Regions from separate parts of the Homo sapiens genome. Here all the other regions are linked to region 2. Evidence: chromatin loops called from intact Hi-C (ENCODE). Cell type or tissue: B cell. All regions are shown on one strand. Each heading gives the region's core, and the rest is flanking DNA. Links, peaks and the distances in the headings are about the cores only. Region 1 has its middle 15 kb from the start of S100A16. Region 2 holds the start of ILF2 (interleukin enhancer binding factor 2). Region 3 holds the start of LOC124904424 (a long non-coding RNA gene).

The links. A loop is a pair of places that touch in the nucleus more often than their neighbours do. Peaks named below come from ENCODE experiments on the same cell type or tissue, not always from the same donor. Only the 100,000 strongest peaks of a DNase experiment are listed, where the experiment ranks them.
Region 1: a loop joins it to region 2, with 15 times the contacts of the local background. A loop is called at or near these places in 5 of 110 quality-filtered maps.
Region 3: a loop joins it to region 2, with 13 times the contacts of the local background. A loop is called at or near these places in 7 of 110 quality-filtered maps.

Annotation. Positions count from the first base shown.
Region 1 is chr1:153,595,022-153,601,850 of GRCh38, reverse strand. No RefSeq gene overlaps it. Among named protein-coding and RNA genes, the nearest start is that of S100A16, 15 kb to the left of the region's middle. In B cell, for the core only: no CTCF peak of the experiment used is centred there; a DNase peak (open chromatin) is centred at 2,800; H3K4me3 peaks cover 460 bases; H3K27ac peaks cover 2,892 bases.
Region 2 is chr1:153,667,862-153,674,690 of GRCh38, reverse strand. ILF2 (interleukin enhancer binding factor 2) reads left to right here and starts at 3,698. Exons shown (of 14, transcript NM_004515.4): 1 at 3,698-3,773; 2 at 4,461-4,520; 3 at 4,813-4,855; 4 at 6,134-6,238; 5 at 6,614-6,691. The coding sequence starts at 3,769. TRX-CAT1-1 (tRNA-iMet (anticodon CAT) 1-1) reads right to left here and starts at 3,441; the gene lies at 3,370-3,441. RefSeq lists enhancers at 2,429-2,478, 2,489-2,568, 3,119-3,258 and a silencer at 3,299-3,678. In B cell, for the core only: a CTCF peak has its summit at 3,492 (motif pointing left); a DNase peak (open chromatin) is centred at 3,540; H3K4me3 peaks cover 2,526 bases; H3K27ac peaks cover 1,868 bases.
Region 3 is chr1:153,788,268-153,795,096 of GRCh38, reverse strand. It overlaps LOC124904424 (a long non-coding RNA gene), which reads left to right and starts at 4,439. Exons shown (of 2, transcript XR_007066632.1): 1 at 4,439-5,159; 2 at 5,315-6,058. It overlaps LOC124904426 (a long non-coding RNA gene), which reads right to left and starts at 5,044. Exons shown (of 3, transcript XR_007066634.1): 1 at 4,959-5,044; 2 at 2,911-3,029. It also overlaps the pseudogene LOC343052. RefSeq lists enhancers at 1,319-1,850, 1,851-2,384, 2,919-3,452. In B cell, for the core only: no CTCF peak of the experiment used is centred there; DNase peaks (open chromatin) are centred at 3,306, 3,806 and 5,176; H3K4me3 peaks cover 2,305 bases; H3K27ac peaks cover 2,850 bases.

The sequences.
Region 1 (6,829 bases), core at 762-5,761, 73 kb after region 2:
TTTGAGATGGAGTCTTGCTCTGTCTCCTAGGCTGGAGTGCAGTGGCGCGATCTCAGCTCACTGCGAGCTCTGCCTTCCGGGTTCACACCATTCTCCTGCCTCAGCCTCCCGAGTAGCTGGGACTACAGGCGCCTGCCACCAAGCCCGGCTAATTTTTTTGTATTTTTTTTTTTTAGTAGAGACGGGGTTTCACCGTGTTAGCCAGGATGGTCTCGATCTCCTGACCTCGTGATCCATCTGCCTCGGCCTCCAAAAGCGCCGGGATTACAGGCATGAGCCACCATGCCAGGCCTTTCTCAAGATACTTTATAATTTCCCTTGTGGTTTCTTCTTTGACCCACTGGTTGTTCAAAAGTGTGTTGTGCAATTTCCACATATTTGTGAGTTTTCTAGTTTTCCTACTGCTATTGATTTCTAGTGTGATTTCATTGTGATCATAAAAAATATTTGGCATGATTTCAATCTTCTCAAATTTGTTAAGGTTTTCTGTGTGACCTAACATGTGCTCTCTCCTGGAAAATATTCAGTGTGTGTTTAGGAAGAATGTGTATTCGGATGCTATCAGGTGGAGTATTCTTTTTTTTTCTTTTTTTCTTTTTTTTGAGATGGAGACTCGCTCTGTTACCCAGGCTTGGAGTGCAGTGGTGCGATCTCGGCTCACTGCAACCTCCGCCTCCTGGGTTCACGCCATTTTCCTGCCTCAGCCTCCTGAGTAGCACCCGCCACCATGCCCGGCTAATTTTTTTGTATTTTTCTTAGTAGAGATAGGGTTTCACCATGTTAGCCAGGATGGTCTTGATCTCCTGAGCTCATGATCCACCCGCCTCGGCCTCCCAGAGTGTTGGCATTACAGGCGTGAACCATCACGCCCGGCCATCAGGTGGAGTATTCTATATATACTCTTAGGGACAATTGGTCTATAATGTTGTTTAGGTTCTCTGTTTCCTTATTGATCTCCTGTATGGTTGTTCTATCATACATACATATTTTAAATGGATGATGGAGGCCGGGTGCAGTGGCTCATGCTTGTAATCCCAGCACTTTGGGAAGTTGAGGTGGGCAGATCACCTGAGGTCAGGAGTTCGAGACCAGACTGGCCAGCATGTTGAAACCCCGTCTCTGCTAAAAAATACAAATATTAGCTGGATGTGGTGGCACATGCCTGTAATTCCAGCTACTCAGGAGGCTGAGACATGAGAATCACTTGAACCTGGAAGGCAGAGGTTGTAGTGAGCCGAGATCATGCCACTGCACTCCAGCCTGGGCAAAAGAGTGAGACTGTGTCTCAAAAAATAAATGAATAATTAAATAAATAAATGGATGGTGGAGGGTATCAAGTCATTGTAATATTTAGATTTATTTATTTATTTATTTATTTATTTTTTGAGGCAGAGTCTCACTCTGTCGCCAGGCTGGAGTGCAGTGGCACGGTCTCGGCTCACTGCATCCTCCGCCTCCTGGGTTCAAGCAGTTCTCTGCCCCAGCCTCCCAAGTAGCTGGGATTACAGGCATCCGCCACCACACCCAGCTAATTTTTTGTATTTTTAGTAGAGATGGGGTTTCACCGTATTAGCCAGGATGGTCTCGATCTCCTGACCTCGTGATCTGCCCACCTCGGCCTCGCAAAGTGCTGGGATTACAGGTGTGAGCCACCGCGTCCGGCCTGATATTTAGATTTAATTGAACATATATTTAGAACAGAATCTTAGCAGTTATATTCTAAAACGTTGCAATATGTAAAACACTTCAGAAACTGCACACTTGGCAATGATTTAAGCATGATGAAAAATCTTAGCTGTCAACCTGAAAAATGTGCAAGCCAGTACATAGTTTACGAAATTCCTTTAGGGCTCAAGAAAAGAACAATTCCTTTAGGGAGCACAGAAACAAACCTTGTGAAGACAGACTACTGCTTTAGGGAACAGCAGGGTCACCAGCAATGCAGAGTAGGTGCTACCTAGGAAGGCTTCCTAGAGGAGGCATGAGCTGGGCTGGAACAGAAGGCAGGAGAGGGGCAGGCCTGGAGGGGGTGAGGAGGAAAAAGGCAAAGAGCCTTCTAGAAGACAGAGCAAAGATGATGGTGCCAAGGCCTTGTGGTGGTGAAGGAGGTGGCTCCTCGAAGCCCAGGGGATGGGGGATCTCCTGGAAAATCCTGGAGGCAATTCAGGATAGAGCTGCCCTTCCTGCCTCCTCTCTCATTTTCCAGTCCTCAATACTGTGCCTGTTCCCTCTCACCCCACTCAGCATTCCCATCTTTCCTTCCAAAGGGAGAAGGGGCCAGATGTGGTTGCTCACGCCTGTAATTCCAGCACTTTGGGAGGCCGACGCAGGCAGATTGCAGGCAGATTGTCAGGAGTTCAAGATCAGTCTGGCCAAGATGTTGAAACCCCGTCTCTAATAAAAATACAAAAAATTAGCTGGGCGTGGTGGTGCACACCTGTAGTCCTAGCTACTCAGGAGGCCAAGACAGGAGAATCGCTTGAACCTGGGAGTTGGAGGTTGCAGTGAACCAAGATTGCACCACTGCACTCCAGCCTGGGTGACAGAGCGAGACTCTGTCTCAAAATAAATAAATAAATAAATAATAAATAAATAAAAGGAGTTGGAAACTGGTGAGAGAGGGCAATATTATCTCTGCATCAGAGACAAGAGAGAGACTCTCTTAGGAGGGGTGAGGGAACAGCTGCAGGCTGTTTGGGCCAGCCCCATCTCTGTCCCCAGGACCACTTCTGCTTTCTTGAGAGAAGATGGGCTTTGCTCCCCTCACTGCCCGCAGTACTTGGATGAAACCAGCCCTTCCACCCTACCAAGACTGTAGGACAGCTGGCAGGAAATGAGTATGTGTGTGATGCTAATTAGAAGCCTGTTGCTAGGGGGTTTAAGGGCTCTGGGGAGGAAGCCGAACTTCAGAGGAGGTCAGAGGACTGTAACAGCAGGCAGAGCTTTGGCTTCAGAGCCTGGAGCCACAGAGATCCCAAAGGAGAAAAAGCAGCCACTGGAGGGTCAGTGGGCTCAGCCTGTGGCCTCCCTCAGGACTGCTGGGGCAAGAGAAGGGCATGCCTCCCTTACCCAGGAGCTGTGAACCAGGTGCCTCCCTGAGCATATCAGGAGAGAGAAGAACCAGAAGCAGGTCTCTGTGGGGCCTCACAGTGGAGCAGAGAAGGCCTTTCCTCCGTCTGGGGTCCAGCGCTGGCCTGGCCCAGTGTCTGACCCTCTTGGGACTGAAGTGGTGGGTGCCCAATAAGTTGTGCCTGTCAAACCCATCTATAGCAGACCTGTCATTGTTTTTTATTTTTGAGACAGAGTCTTGCTCTGTTGCCCAGGCTGGAGTAGGGGTGTGATTACGGCTCACTGCAGCCTCGACCTCCCCAGTTCAAGCAATCCTCCTACCTCAGCCTCCTGAATGGCTAGGACTACAGGTGCAGGGTCACCATGCCTGGCTAATTTTCAAAAGTTTTCTGTAGAGATGATGTCTCTTTATGTTGGCCAGGCTGGTCTTGAACTCCTGGGCTCAAGTGATCTTCCCACCTTGGCCTCCCGAAGTGCTGGGATTATAGGTGTGAGCTACCGCACCTGGCCTCAGATCTATCATTCTTTAGGGTGAGAGCCTAGCTCATTTTGTCACATAGGGTAAGAAACCTGAAACTATCTGTGTCAACTTTTGTATTTTCTGTAAATTTGGTTTTATTTTACATTTAGATTCCTAGTAAAGTCCCTTTTGAAAAACTAAACATACTTTCTTTGTCCAGTGTTAAAAGTGTTGTTTTTCGCTCGGCATGGTGGCTCACACTTGTGAGCTCCCATCCCAGCACTTTGGGAGGCTGAGGAGGGAGGTTTGTTTGAGCCCAGGAGTTCCAGACCAGCCTGAAAAACACAGTGAGACTACACACACACACACACACACACACACACACAAACACACACACACACAAAAGTGGATTTCTTTCTTTTCTTTTTTTTTAGAGACAAGGTCTCACTCTGTCACCCAGGCTGCAGTGCAGTGGCATGATCCTAGCTCACCGCAGCTTCAAACTCCCTGGTTCAAACGATCCTCCTGCTTCAGCCTCCCAAAGTGCTGGGATTACAGGTGTGAGCCACTGCACCTGGCAAAAGTTTTTTTGAGACAGAGTCTCTCTCTATGGCTCAGGCTGGAGTGCAGTGGTGCAATCTTGGCTCACTGCCATCTACGCCTCCTGGGTTCAAGCAATTCTCCTGCCTCAGCCTCCAGAGTAGCTGGGATTACAGGCACCTGCCACCATGCCCGGCTGATTTTTTTGTATTTTTAGTAGAGATGGGATTTTACCATTATTGGTCAGGCTGGTCTCAAACTCCTGACTTTGTGAGCTGCCCGCCTCGGCCTCCCAAAGTGCTAGGATTACAGATGTGAGCCACCACGCCCGCCTGGCAAAAGTTTTAATGAGCACTTTCACATTCAAGGTTTTTTTGTTCCTCTTAACAACTGCAGTGAGATAAGTATCATGACCCACATTTTACACATGAAGATGTCAAGGTTCAGAGAGGTGATGTGACTCAGCCAAGGACTCACTGTTGATGATCAGGAGACTTGTGACTCAGACCCCATCTTTTACTAACTCTGTGTGGACTGCCCAAAGGGCAGAGGTTCTTGTCCGGTTTTGGCCCCAATAATTATGGAGGACTAAGAGTGTCCCTCAGAGGCCCTGTATAGTGGCTGTGTTGTTTCTGCTGCAGACTCATTTATTCATTCAGTAAGAATAAAGTACCTTAAGGCCAGGCGTGGTGGCTCACACTTGTAATCCCAGCACTTTGGGAGGCAGAGGTGGGCAAACCATGAGGGCAGGAGTTTGAGACCAGCCTGGCCAATGTGAAGAAATGCCGTCTCTACTAAAAAAAACCAAAAAACAAAAAAAACCCCCAAAAATTAGCCGGGCGTGGTGGTGCACGCCTGTAATCCCAGCTACTTGGGAGGCTGAGGTGGGAGAATCATTTGAACCCAGGAGGCGGAGGCTGCAGTGAGCCAAGATCGCCCCACCGCACTCCAGCCTGGGCGACAGAGCGAGACTCCATCTCAAAAAAACAAAAAAACGAAACAAAAAGAATAACGTACCTTGTACATGCCAGACACAGTAGATGCTATAGCAAAAAGAGTAGAAACAGACATGCTTTCTGATTTTATGGGGCTTACAAGTTGGAGGAAGAGTCAGCAGACAGCCACATGGTCACATAAACAAGTGGATAATTACAAATTGAGATAACTTCTAAAGGATCACATTTGTAGGAATTTTTAACAAAGAAACTTGACTTAGCGTTTGTGTGGGAAGATCCTTGTGGAAGGGACACTTGAGCTGAGATCTGAAAGATAAGCGTAAGTTATCCATGCAAAGGGAGCAGGTGAGAGTGGAGTTGAGGAGGAAAAGGACTTTCCAGATAGAGGGTCCATCATGGGCAAAGGCCCTATGGCAGGAGGGAGCATGATGAGTTTGTAACTGAGAGAGAGCAGGCATGGCTGAAGCTCAAGAGCAAGGAGGAGAGAGGTACCAGGCAAGGATGGAGAAGTAGGCAAGGCTGGAGAAGTAGGCAAGGCCTTGGGGGACACAAAAACCAAGGAATGGTTTTTCTAGTGATGTGAGAATGTGTGTGTGTGTGTGTGTGTGCTTGTGCATGTGACATAGATTTGCCTTTTGGAAAATTACACTCAGTCTGCAATACGGAAAAGATCAAGAGGGGCAGAACAGATTCAGGAGGATCAGCTAGGAGGCAAAAAATAACACCTAATATTTGTTGAGTACTTACTTTATACCAAGTGCTATTCTGAGTATTTTGCATGTATTAACTCCCTAATCCTTATGAGCTTATGAAGTAAGGACTTCCATTATTTTCATTTTACAGATGAGGAAACCAAGGTGCAGAAAAGTTACATAAGTTGCTGCAGATCATAGAACTGATAAGTGGTGGAACCCGGACGCTCTGATTTCAGAGCTTCTGTTCTTAACTGTGATTGTCTCCTGAGCACTAGGGTGGTGACAGTGAGGACTCATGTATCATGCATTCAATCAACATATACTTATGCAGTGGTCACTATGTGCCAGGCACTGTTCTATTTTTTATTTTTTGTTTTATGAGGCAGATTCTCACTCTGTTGCCCAGGCTGGAGTGCAGTGGCGTGATCTTGGCTCACTGCAACCTCTGCCTCCTGGGTTCAAGCGATTCTCCTGCCTCAGCCTCCGGAGTAGCTGAGATTACAGGCACCTGCCACCATGCTCGGCTAATTTTTACATTTTTAGTAGAGACGGTGTTTCGCCGTGTTGACCGGGCTGGTCTTGAACATCTGATCTCAGATGATCCACCCACCTTGGCCTCCCAAAGTGCTGGGATTACAGTTGTGAGCCACCATGCCCAGCTTTTTTTTTTTTTTTTTTTAAGACAGAGTCTTTCTTTGTAAACCAGGCTGTAGTACAGTGGCCCAATTACAGCTCACTGAGGTCTCAACTTCTCAGATTCAGGTGATCCTCCCACCTCAGCCTCCTGAGTAGCTGGGACTACAGGCGTGCTGCCACCACACCCGGCTAATTTTTATTTTTTACTATTTTTTTGTAGAGACAGGGTTTTGCCATGTTTCCCAGGCTGGTCTTGAACTCCTGGGCTCAAGTGATCTGCCCATCTCGGTCTCCCAAAGTGCTGGGACTACAGGCATGGGCCACCACTCCCAGCCTCAGGCACTGTTCTGTCTCTGCCGTCACAGAACTCAGTCCACTCGGGTGGAGATATACAATCAGTAAGCAGACAAGAAAATCATATGGCATATGGAGAAAAACAAAGCAAGAAAGAGGACAGTGAGTCCTGAGGAATG
Region 2 (6,829 bases), core at 981-5,980:
TACTTGGGAGGCGGAGGCAGAATTGCTTGAACACAGGAGGCGGAGGTTGCAATGAGCTGAGATCGTACCATTTCACTCCATTTCGAGCAAAACTTCATCTCAAAAAATAATAATAATTAAAAAAATAAGATAGTGAGAAATTATTGGTGTGACAGCATGAAAGTACAGGAAAGTAGAGAAGTAAGCCCAGCAGTAGGGCTGATTTTACCCTGGGGTCATTTGCTGATTTGGAATTAGTGGCAGAAAATAGGTTGTGTGGGGCCGGTGAAGTCCAGGCCGGGTGTGGTGGCTCACACCTGTAATCCCAGCACTTTAGGAGGCCAAGGCGGGAGGATGGCTTGAGCTTAGGAGTTTCAGACCAGCCTGGGCAACAGAGCGAGACCCCATTTCAATTTTTTTAAATTAAAAAAAAGAAAAAGGGCCAGGCACGGTCGCTCATGCCTGTAACCCCAGCACTTTGGGAGGCTGAGATGGATGGATCATGAGATCAGGAGTTCAAGTCCAGCCTGCACAAGATGGTGAGACCCCCCATCTCTACTAAAAATACAAACATTAGCCAGGCGTGGTGGTGCATGCCTGTAAGCCCAGCTACTCGGGAGGCTGAGGCAGGAGAATCACTTGAACCCAGGAGGCAGAGGTTGTAGTGAGCCGAGATTGCGCCACTGCACTCCAGCCTGGGCAATAGGGGGAAACTCACTCTCAAAAAAAAAAAAAAAAAAAGGAGTCCAAATGTCCCCAAAGGTGATAACCTTGGTAAACCACCTTCGTGTTTTGGGCTAGGATCTCAAAAGGCTGCACTCCTAGGGGCAACCTGGGAGTAGAATAAATAGAAAATCTAAGGTCCTGCTTGGTGCCTCACATCTGTAATCCCAGAACTTTGGGAGGCTGAGGTGAGGATCACTAGAGCCCAGGAGTTGGAGACCAGCTTAGGCAACATAGTGAGACCTTATCTCTACCAAAAATTAAAAAATTAGTTGGGTGTGGTGACATATGCCTATAGTCCGAGCTACTCTGGAGGTTGACACAGGAGGATCGCTTGAGCCCAAGAGGTTGAGGCTTCAGTGAGCTGTGTTTATGCCACTGAACTCCAGCCTGGGCAACAGGAGTGAGACCCTGTCTCAAAAATAATAATAATACAGACCCAAAATATTAAAAGACCAAAATTAAGAACCAAATGATAGATTTAATACTATGTTAGACTAAACTGAGGAGCAAGTAATAAATTGGAAGAAAGGACAGCAGAAACTACCTAAAATGAAGAATGGATAAAAAGGAATGAAAAGCATAAAAAGAGAGGGTAAAAGGCCTTTGCAGTGGCTCATGCCTGTAATCCCAGCACTTTGGGAGGCCGAGGTGGGTGGATCACCTGAGGTTGGGAGTTCGAAACTAGCTTGAGCAACATGGAGAAACCCTGTCTCTACTAAAAATACAAAATTATCCAGGCATGGTGGTGCATGCCTGTAATCCCAGCTACTCGGGAGGCTGAGGCAGGAGAATCACTTGGACCTGGGAGGCAGAGTTTGTGAGCCAAGATCACGCATTGCACTCCAGCCTGGGCAACAAGAGCGAAACTCTGTCTCAAAAAAAACAAAAACAAAAACAAAAACAAAAACAAAAACAAAAACAAAACAAAGACTAGCCTTGACAACATATAAAGTACCCCATCTCTACAAAAATAAATAAATAAGTAAGCCCGGGGCCAAAGGAGGTGGCTCACACCTGTAATCCCAGCACTTTAGGAGACAGAGGCAGGAGGATCACCTGAGGTCAGGAGTTTGAGACCAGTCTGGCCAACATGGTGAAACCCCATGTCTACTAAAAATACAAAAATTAGCTGGGCAGGGCCGGGCATGGTGGCTCACGTCTGTAATCCCAGCACTTTGGGAGGCCGAGGCGGGCAGATCACTAGATCAAGAGATGGTGACCATCCTCGCTAACACCGCGAAACCCCGTCTCTACTAAAAATACAAAAAAAAAAAAATTAGCTGGGCGTGGTGGCGGGCGCCTGTAGTCCCAGCTACTCGGGAGGCTGAGGCAGGAGAATCGCTTGAACCGGGGAGGCGGAGGTTGCAGTGAGCTGAAATAGCGCCACTGCACTGCAGCCTGGGAGACTCCATCTCAAAAAAAAAAATAAAATTAGCTCGGAGTGGTGTGGCCTGTGCCTTTGAGTAGTCCCAACTACTAGGGAGGCCGAAATGGGAGAGTCTCTTGAGGCCAGGAGGTTGAGGCTGCAGTGAGCTATGATGGTGCACCACTGCACTCCAGCCTGGGCAACAGAGTGAGACCCTGTGTCTAAATAAAATGAAATAATAGAAGAGAGGGTAAGAGACAAAGAGATTACTGGGGGAAAAGTCTAACCCGTCTTTATTTGGAGTTCAGGAACGAGGGAAATAATAGGTAAAACTAATACTTGAAGAGATAATAGCTGATAAATTTAATAAATGGACGACAAACCTGAAGCCATTGATTCAAGAAGCTCAACAAACCTCAAGTAAGATTTTTTTTTTTTTAAACGGAGTCTCCCTCTATCGCCCAGGCTGGGGTGCAGTGGCGCCATCTCAGCTCACTGCAACCTCCGCCTCCCGGATTCAAGAGATTCTCCTGCCTCAGCCTCCTGAGTAACTGGAATTACAGGCGCCCGCCAGCACGCCGGCTAATTTTTGTATTTTTAGTAGAGACGGAGTTTCACCATGTTGGCCAGGCTGATCTCGAACTCCTGACCTCGGGTGATCCACCCGTCTCGGCCTCCCACAGTGCTGGGTGGCCACAAGCCACCGCACTCGGTCCGCTTTTTGTTTGCTTGTTTTTTAAAAATTAATAATATTTATTTTAATCTGGATGGTGGTTACGTGGCCAGAATACGTTTAGACTTAAGATGTTTACGTTCTGCTGTAGTAAATTAAATATCGAAAAAGTACTTATGGAAGGGAGGTAGGTGAGGGATAAAAGTCTACAAGTTGGGTTCAGTGTATACTGCTCGGGTGATGAGTGCACCAAAATCTCACAAATCACCACTAAAGAATTTATGTAACCAAGCTGGGCGCTGTGGCTCACGCCGGTAATCCCAGCACTTTCGGAAGCTGAGGCGGGTGGATCACCTGTTTCCATGGACATGGAAAACCATGTTTTCCACACTAATTCAATCAATATACTCCTCTCCTATCTAAAACCTGTTTCTCCTGCTTCGAGTTTGTAGACGTGCAGTGTTCATAGTTGCCTAAACTCCCTTTTCCCCATCAACTTCAACTGCTAGTGGCAAAAATAGCTGATATTGGTTGCATTTTTGAGGTAGGAAAATTGGCAAGATATTTTCCTTCACTAAAGAAACGTAGATTACGTATGCCGTACAGGGCAATGAAAAAACTCCGATAGCAGAGGATGGTTTCGATCCATCGACCTCTGGGTTATGGGCCCAGCACGCTTCCGCTGCGCCACTCTGCTATCTAGAACTAAAATTTCTCATGATTGTTATAGAACACTACGTAGTCGTTGTCCTGACTTCTTTAGTGCCACCTAATGTCTGATCAAAAATTCGTCATTACTATAGAACCAGTTCTTATTGGCTAGTTCCTGACACAGTAGGCGTTTTTTATTGGTTCATAAGCCCGGTTTGACAAAGTAAGCCAATAGGCATAAGCGATGGGGTAAGGCGGGAGCCAATCGCACCGGGTTTTATTGGGACACGCCGGCAAGACGCCTCTTCAGTTGTCTGCTACTCAGAGGAAGGGGCGGTTGGTGCGGCCTCCATTGTTCGTGTTTTAAGGCGCCATGAGGTAAGTGGGTCGAAGCGGTCGAAAGGTTTCAGGTATTCGACGGAAAACTTTGTGAACGTGGGCCGAAAGAAGTCGGAGTATCAGAAAGGGCCATGTATCCGGGGGCTGGCCAAAAACCTGAGAACTCCTGGTCTAGGATAGTGGGAGAGATGGAGGCCGGTAGAGGCGGGGAAACTTGGGCCCGGGATGGGGTTCGGGCCCAGGAGTGGGGAGGGGGGTTCGACACCTTTGTCTCTGAAGGGTTGCGATGAGGGGGTGTCCTCAAGCCCCTGGAGGAGCTCCCCACCTTTCCCCCGCCCCCGTCATCCGGGCTGAGAATGCTGGAGCGAGCCGCATTCATCCTCAGTGCGAAGGCCTTGACATTAGGACACGCCCGATAAATGTGTACCTTAGTGAAGAAATGAGCAATCTTTAGCCTCCGAAGTATTAGGATTCGTGTGGCCCAGGATTATGGGTTATTAAGTGTAGGGCTCACTGAGCCCCATCATTACTTGATGGGGGTTGGATTAACTTAGAGGAGGTTATGGGGGTGTAACTGGGCACCATTTGGAATGGGGACAAGTGTAAGTGTGAGTGGGGTCTCTTGCCTACCGTTGGGAGGTTCCGAGGGATGAAAGTAGCCAACCTAAGATGATATGGCCGGTGGGTATTCCTTCAATGAGGTCAAAATAAAATCTGCATTTCTAGGGGTGACAGAGGCCGTGGTCGTGGTGGGCGCTTTGGTTCCAGAGGAGGCCCAGGAGGAGGGTGAGTACCAGCTTTTAGCATCTCTGCACTTGGTTGTTAGTTTCTGCTTGTCATCTAAATAGGAGTTTTAGAGTAGACTAATGTCACTTGGTTTTGCGAGAGCCAACTGTGGTCTTTTCCTGCACTCCTGTTAAATGAATTTGGCCCCACTATGCTAAGAATGATTCTTTCCCTCCCCGGAGACTTTGTCACTCATTCTGAGGACTGACATGTTTTCAAAATTGTTGGCGTGTTATTTACATCTCGCTTGATTCCTACCTAGGGAATAATTTGGCTGTTTTTCATGTTTTAGGTTCAGGCCCTTTGTACCACATATCCCATTTGACTTCTATTTGGTGAGTACCTTGGGTTAATGATACACATTTTCTGGTCACTGTTGAAATGGAGCCCAGTATCTCCCAGTTAATGAAGTTAGATGGTGGTTGAAGAGGGCAGACACAGTGCCTCACGCCTGTAATCTCAGCACTTTGGGAGGCCGAGGCAGATGGATTACCTGAAGGTCAGGAGTTTGAGACTAGCCTGGCCAATATGGTGAAACCCCGTCTCTACTAAAAATAAAAAAGTTGGCTGGGCATGTGTCTAATCCCAGCTACTTGGGAGGCTGAAGCAGGAGAATTGCTTGAACCCGGGACGCGGAGGTTGCAGTGAACCAAGATGGCACCACTACAAAAAAAAAAAGATGGTTGAAATAGGGAGGGAAAGTGATTTGTGAAAAGATTTGGGGTTTTGAGTCAACTGTGTGTTGCTTTACATACAGAAACAGTGTAAGCATGGTGGGGAGAATAATTCCTTGGCTACTGTTGGCATTAAACATGATTATAATCTTTGTTCTGAACAAGTAATTGTATTTATGGTATATCTGTTACTATAAAGATAGTGATAGCTTAAATTATGGCTATTCCAGCTTTTATCCTTGTTTGAACTTTTTATTTTTTTTGAGACAGTCTCACTCTGTCACCCAGGCTGGAGTGCAGTGGTGCAATCTTGGCTCACTGCACTGAACCTGGGAGGCAGAGGAATCAGGACCTCTGCCTCCAGGGTTCAAACGATTCTCCTGCCTCAGCCTCCTGAGTAGTTGGGATTACAGGCACCTGCCACCATGCCCAGCTAATTTTTGTATGTCTGTTTAGTAGAGACGGGGTTTCACCATGTTGCCCAGGCTGATCTTGAACTCCTGACCTCAAGTGATCTGCCCACCTCAGCCTCCCACGGTGCTGGGATTACAGGTGTGCGTGACCCACTGTGCCTGGCCTTTGAATAAATTTTTTTTTTTGAGGCAGGGTCTCACTCTGTTGCCCAGGCTGGAGTTGCAATGGCGCGATCTTGGCTCACTGCAACCTCGCTTCCTGTGTTCAAGGGATTCTCTCACCTCAGCCTCCCAAGTAGCTGGGATTACAGGTGTGAGCCACCACGCCCAGCTATCACCTCAGCCTCCCAAGTAGCTGGGATTACAGGTGTGAGCCACCACGCCCAGCTAATTGAACAAATTAAGCAGTAAAAACAAGTGTAGAATTTTCTGTTTTTAACCTTTTTCTGTCGTAGTAATAGAAAAAACAATCTCTCCTGTATATTATCTTCGGCAAATAGAATGTAGTTGTTTACTTCTGGTTTAGTGTGAAATGGCCTTTCCCCGGGTCAAGCCAGCACCTGATGAAACTTCCTTCAGTGAGGCCTTGCTGAAGAGGAATCAGGACCTGGCTCCCAATTCTGCTGAACAGGTATGTTCTTTTGGCTGTCTTCCAGAAATGTCTCTAAAGCAGTTAAAAGTATTGGTAAAGAGTAACTGTTGGTAAGGTTAAGAATGGTGTTAACAGAGCCTGAAATCCACAAAGGGTTTAATTGTTCTCCTTATTTCTCATTGTGGGTGGAGATAGCCAGGTGGATATATAAACAAATTACATATGCATTCTTATTTTTACTGGGGACAAAGAGTTGTTCTCTTCCCATATATTCAAGGCCAGAATGAAGTGTTTTTAAAGCCCTATGTCAGTATTGAGTCAGCTTGTATGGAAGGGATTAGGAGAAAATATTCAAATTCTGAGAAATTGCTTATAATTTTTCATTTTCAAGTATTGTTTCATACTGTTTTTCAGGCATCTATCCTTTCTCTGGTGACAAAAATAAACAATGTGATTGATAATCTGATTGTGGCTCCAGGGACATTTGAAGTGGTGAGTTTTTGATGATTTAGTTTTAGGAAAGGGCAGCTTTGGTAGTGTGGAAATTGCCTTGGCTCTTGACTTTTAATTTTCAGTTGTCTATTATCCAAAGCCAAGCCTAAAATGAGAAAGTACAGTGGAATTTCTTTG
Region 3 (6,829 bases), core at 801-5,800, 120 kb before region 2:
GGCGTGAGCATTGTGCTCCCCAGGGGACAATGGGATCGCCCCCTCCCTCCCCCACCGGCCCATCTGCCTGTCTGCCTGCAGGGTCAGCTTCCCAGGACTCCTGGCTCTCCCCCTTCCCCCTCCCGCCACCAGGACCCTGGCCTCTGAATAGGGAAGGAACACACTTACACTCACACACACTCATTCACGGACACACACACACTTGGATTAAAAATCACAACCTCACTGGCCACCAGGTCTTCTAGACACAGACAGATTCCATCCCAGATGCACACTCAAGGAGGCCCCAAACACAGGTCACACATAGATGTCCCTACAGACTCAAAGTCACAAATACATAAGCACAGGGCCACAGACACTAACAGCACAGGCCCAGAAATGCATGAGCAGAGCTGTGAACCCACAGCCTCCCTTCCCACACACCCCCATAAATACAATAACTCAGCCTGTAAGGCTGAGCCAGGACCCCCAGCAGATGGGGTGGATAGGCGGGCAGACAGAGCCTCCGAGGGGCACATGGGCAGGGGGCTCAGCCAGCCTTGGTTGGCTCAGGGACATCTGTGGGTAAGCCTCTGGGGCCCTGCCTCTGCATGCCCCGCAGTCTGCTCAGCCACTTGCCTCACGTGGCCCCCAGGTCCCCTTCTAGCCACTGTGCCCCAAAGCCTGGGCTCCTAGAGCACCCCCCACAGCTCTCCCGCAGCCCTGCCTGCCCCTCCTGCTCACCCCTCTCCTCTGCTGTCCTCAGGGTTTCTCCATCTCCACTCCGGCCACCTCCATCCCTCTGCTTCCCCAACCTTGCCCCGCAACTCTCCCACCCCTATGCCTGCCTCTTTTTCTTCCCCGTCCCTCTGCCCTGGCTTTCCCTATGGCCCCCATGGCTCAGCCTCTTACCCCAGCCTGGGAGCAGCAGCAGCAGCAGCCCCATGTCCCTGCCAGGCACGGCCCCTCAGCCTGGGCAACTTCTCCAGCAGCCCCAGTCTCCTGCCTTCAGCCTGGGGGCCCTTGGGCTGTGGGCATTCTCCACCCCGCACTTTGGCGCACAATGTGGGGGCCCTGGTCTTGCTTTGGGGAGCCCAGGTTCTGGGGTGCCAAGCTCTGGGGTCGAGACTGAAGGCTACTGTCCTTGCCTTCGTGTTCCTGGAGCTGGGTCTCTCTCTGCTTTCAGCCTGAGCCCCCTCCCCACTCCTATCCCCACTGTCCCCTCCTCCCAGGGCCAGGACCCAGACACCGAGACAATTGGGGCGGGGAAAGGGGGCGAGGGCCAATGAGAGCGGGGCAAAGTTGGGGGGTCAGACCCGCCCCTTTCTCAGCTTCCAGAAATCTCTCCCAGCCCATTACCCACCCCTTACTCCCTCTCAAACTTTGACTGAATGAGAGTGAAGTTCTAGGAGGAGTTGGGGCATCTGGTCCCCCAAGCCCATCCCTGGGGATCCATGTCCTGGACAGGGGTGGCTTGAAGTCTAATTTGGGGGTCCTGGGGAGGGGTGCAGAGCCCCCACTCTCCTAGTAGAGTCACCGTCCCAGGTGCTGAGCCTGGGCCTGAAGTGGGGGACCTCATCCCATTAGTTCAGTCCCAGCCCAGCAGCCCCAGCACCATTCATAGTGTCAATTTCCAAAGCTGTTTTCTCTATTCTTATTGGGACAATGGATTGGGGCCACCAGGGGCCGGGAGGCTGCCAGCCAGTGGGAGGTGGAGGACCAGCCCCATCCTAAAGAGAAGAAAGAAACCCAGGCCTCCCGCCCCTTGCCAGGCTGACCACTTAAAACATGCAAAAAGAGGGACTACCCTTCCACCAAAGGAGACTGGGACTCAGGCAAGAGCTGACTTTGAGACTTGCTATTTCTGGAGGATACCCTCCCCTAAACGCCACCCTCCTGAAAAAGAGCATAGCTTAGGAAAGATGACAGGGGTACCAGGGATGTATGGGAGTATCTGTGAGAGACAATAAGGGGGAAGGCTGGGCTGGGGGAGTCTCGTGTGGCAGAGAATGAGGCCCCATCACCCAGCTTCCAACCCTAGGAGCTCCAGCCTGTCTGGCCCCTGACTCAGTCTCCCCCTGAATCCCGGTCCCCTTGCCCACTCCTGTCAGCCTCTGCATCTGGCCTTGCCCTGCCCACTTGAGGCTGCCCCTTGCCTCTTCAGCACAAACTCTCACCCTCAGTCTTCGCCCCCGCTTGCTCAGCTGCCTCTCCGGCTTGTCCCACCTTGCTCACAGGCTTCAGAATCAACTCAGGCCATTGTCCCTCCCAACTCAGCCTCCTCCTCTCAGACAGCAGTCCTTGGTGTCTGTGTCCCAGGACGGGGCTACCCCTAGCAGAGACCTCCATGGGACAGGAGAGCGAGCAGCCTCCCCTCGGGGCCTCCTCGTCCCAGCCCTGCATCTCTCTGTCCCGGAGCCTCCTATGAGGGTTCCCGCTGCTTCCCCAGAGGGGCCTCCTGAGTCATGGCGGTGGCCTGGGTAGGGAAAGGCGCATAGGCCCTGGGGTCAGATGTGGAACAAATCACTAGCTGCGTGTCCTTGCATAGGCAAATTTACCTTTCTTTTTTTCTTTTTCTTTTCTTTTTTTTTTTTTTTTTTGAGACAGAGTCTCACACTGTTGCCCGGGATGGAGTGCAGTGGCGTGATCTCAGCTCACTGCAACCTCCGCCTCTGGGTGCAAGTGATTCTCCTGTCTCAGTCCCCCGAGTAGCTGGGATTACAGGTGCCCGCCACCATGCCCGGCTAATGTTTTGTATTTTTATTAGAGGCGGGATTTCTCCATGTTGGCCAGGCTGTTCTTAAACTCCTGACTTCAGGTGATCCGCCCACCTTGGCCTCCCAAAGTGCTGGGATTACAGGCATGAGCCACCACGCCCGGCTGGATTAGTGACCTTATAAGAGAAGGAGAGATCTCTCCACGTGCACATACCAAGGAAAGGCGCGTGGTGACTCCACGGGAACTCAGGCCTCTGCAAGCCAGGGAGGGGCCCAATCGCCGGGAACGGGATTGGCCAGCACCTTCAAGCTTGGACTTTCCAGCCTCCAGTACTGTGAGAAATAAAGTCCTGTTGTTTAAGCCATGTAGTGTCTGGTGTTGTGGCAGCCCGAGCTGACTCAGACGCCCCATCTCCCGGCCAGCTTCCCCTGCTGCTGTCAGAACTGCCCACTCTCCAACAGCTACTGAGAAGATGCATCACTGACTGCGCCACTTGCCTGTCACCTCCAAATCCACACTCCAGCATGGCTCGCAGGACAAAGAATGACCCATACAGGAGACCTGGTCCAAGGCCTGTCACTAAACAGCCATCCCATCTTAGCCTAGTGATCCTCGCCTCTCTGCCATCTGCTCACCTGTAAGAGGGGAGAAGGTCAAGGCCTGCCTTTCACAGTTGCAAGGACGAAGTGAAATGTGGTGCTAAGGGCCAAGCACTTCCTCTTTTTTTAGAAGAGATAAATTTATTTTTTGAGACAGGGTCTTACTCTGCTGCCCAAGCTGGAGTGCAGTGGCAAGATCACAGCTCACTGCAATCTCCACCTCCTGGGCTCAAGTGATTCTCCCACCTCAGCCTCCCGAGTAGCTGGGACTGCAGGTGTGTGTTACCATGCCAGGCTATTTTAAAAAATTTTTCGTAGGTATGTAGAGATAGGGTCTCACTATGTTGCCCAGGCTGGTCTTGAACTCCCGGACTCAAGCGATCTCCCCACTTCAGCCTCCCAAAGTGCTGGGATTATAGGCGTGAGCTGCCGTGCCTGGCCCACTTCCTCTTTTTTCTAGGAACAGCTTTACTGAGATATAATTTACATAGCAGAAATTTCACCCATCACCCATTTAAGGAATTCAGTGGCTTTCTGTATATTTTCAGAGTTGCACAACCATTACCACAATCTATTTTAAAACATTTCATCACCCCGAAAAGAAACTTAGTACCTACTAACATTCACTCCCCATCTGCCCTCTCTCAGCCCCTGCCAATCACCATTCTACTTTCTGTTTCTATGAATATGGCTACTCTGGGTACCTCATATACAGTGGAATCATATGATATTTGTCCTTTCGTGTCTGGCTTATTTCACTTAGCGTAATGTCTTCAAGTTTCATCCATCTTGTAGCCTGTCTCAGCACTTCATTCTTTTTAATCCCTGAATAAGATTCCATTGCATGGATAGACTACATTTTGTTTATCTGCTCATCAGGAGACTGACATTTGGGTTGTTTCCACTTTTTGGCTATTATGAGCAATGCTGCTACAAACATCCGTGGAAATGTTTTTGTGTGGACGGACATCTTCTGTTCTCCTGGGCATGCGCCTAGGAATGGAGTTGCTGGGTCACATGGTAACAGTATTTTGAGGAACCGCCAAACTGTCTTCCACAGTGACTGCAGCATTTTACATTCCAAGCACTTCTTTTTATAACACTCAGGATAGGAGTTAACTTTTATTGGTCCCAGGCCCCCTTGAGAATTTGATTAAAGCCTCCCTCCTGCCACCAAGGGGATAGACCCACACTCCCTGGAACGCTGGCAAACGCCGTCCTGACGCAGGCTAGGAAGCTCCATCCCAGGGATGGAGCCCGGAATAGCCTTGGAGCTCAGGAAACGCCGCCAACATGGACTTGCTGAGAGCTGCCCTCCTTCCCTCCCTCTCCAACAATTGCCTATTGGCTCAACCCCGAACAGTCCTCTGGCGTCATCTGAGTTTTCACAGCTGCCCAGGCTTTCCTGGAATAACGTCCCTGGAAAGTCTCAGCTGGCAAACAGAATCCCCCGAAAAGTCCCCAAGCACGCCCAGGACACTGTCTCCTTTCTCAGCCACCTCCTCTCTCCTGTCAGCCTGGTCCTCTGCCTCTCTCCGAGCCTTTTTCTCCCTCTTCCCTTCTCTGTCCATCTCCATTGGCCTTCCCATCTGTGGTCGGCAGAATAGGGCCCTGGAGAGATCCAAGTCGTCATCCCCGGAACCTATGAATGTGCTAAGTTACCTGGCGGGGAGGAATTAAGGTTGCTACAGCTGATCTTAAAGAGGTGCTCCGGGATTATACAGGTGGGCCCAATGTCATCATGAGGGTCCTTAAAAGCGGAAGAGGAAGGTGGAGAGGAGAGAGAGATGGAGAGCCAGAGACGCGATGTGCAGGAGGAAGGGGCCACAGCCAAGGATGCCCGGCCTCTAGAAACCGGAAAAGGTGAGGAAGCGCGTGCTCCCCTAGAGCCTCCAGAAGGAAACGTAGCCTTCCAACGCTAATTTTAGGCCAGAAAGCCCTGTCAGGCGTCTGACTGTAAAGCTATCAGATCAGACATTCATGTTTGAAGCCCTTATGTCTATGGTAATCTGTTACAGCCCCCGCAGGAAACGCACGACTCCTGTGGGCTCCGTCTCTGATGTTCAATCCAGGGCGCTGCATTTCACACCGGCTTTCATGCGTGTCTACCCCAGAGCGAGCTCCAGGAGGGCGGGGACTTTGTGGTGCTCCCAGCTGTGTGCCCAGAGCAGAGTCTGGCACAGGATGGGCTCTCAGTTAATGTTTGTTAAGGGGAGGAGGTGCCGGGCTTGGTGGCTCGCGCCTGTAATCCCAGCACCTGATCACTTGAGGTCAGCCTGGGCAACAGGGCAAAACCCCATCTCTACAAAAAATTAGCCGGGCACCTGTAGTTCCAGCTACTCGGGAGGCTGCGACAGGAGGTTCATTTGAGCCTGGGACGCAGAGGTTGCAGTGAGCCAAGAAAGCGCCCTGCACTCCAGCCTGGGTGACAGAGTGAGGACCTTGTCTCAATAAAGAAAAAAAAAAATTACAAACGTTTTCTTCATAACCACAATGCCATTATCATATATGACAAAATTCTTTAATTATTCCTTAATATCATCTAATACCTAGTCCTTAACCAAATATCCCTGATTGTCTGAAAAATGTCTTTCTACTGTTTTTCTGTTTTGAATCAAGAACAAGGTTTATACGCTGCATTTGATTATTGTGTCTCTTAATGATCTTATCAAAGGCAAACACCCCCAACCCTCACCCTTATATGTCATTGAATTGTTGAAGAGACTGGGTAAATTTTCCAGTAAAATTTTGCATGTTCTGGATCTGTCTGATTTTTGTGTGTGTGTGTGCTATTGAATACGTTCCTCTATAAATGGATGTTGGCTCAGAGGCTTGGTTTATTCAGGTTCCACTTTTAGGCAAGAAGACTTTATTGTTGGTATTTTATGCTGCACACTGCATTCAGGAGATGCACAATATCTGGTTGTCTTACTGTTAGTGATTCTAAAATTGATTAGGGGCTACAGGTGCTGATAACCTGATCTCTCCAAGATTCCTTGTCAATCTTTTCTTTTTTTAATTTTTTTCTTCGAGATGGAGTTTCACTCTTCTTGCCGAGGCTGGAGTGCAATGGTGCGATCTCAACTCACTGCAACCCCGGCCTCCTGGGTTCAAGTGATTCTCCTGCCTCAGCCTCCTGATTACAGGCGCATACCACCACGCCCAGCTAATTTTGTATTTTTAGTAGAGACGGGGTTTCACCGTGTTGGCCAGGCTGGTCTCAAACTCCTGACCTCAGGTGATCCGCCTGCCTTGGCCTTCCAAAGTGCTGGGATCACAGGCGTGAGCCACCATGTCTGGCCCCTCATCAACCTTTTCTTTCTTTCTTTCTTTCCTTTTTTTTTAAGAGATGAGGTCTCCCTGTGTTGCCCAGGCTGGAGTGCAGTGGCTATTCACAGGCACAATCATAGTTCTCTGCAGCTTCAAACCCCTGGGCTCAAATGTTCTCCCTCTGTAGCCTTCCAAGTGGCTGGGACTACAGGCATGTGCTACCACACCCAGCCTCATCAACCTTTTATCCAATAGTCATAGCT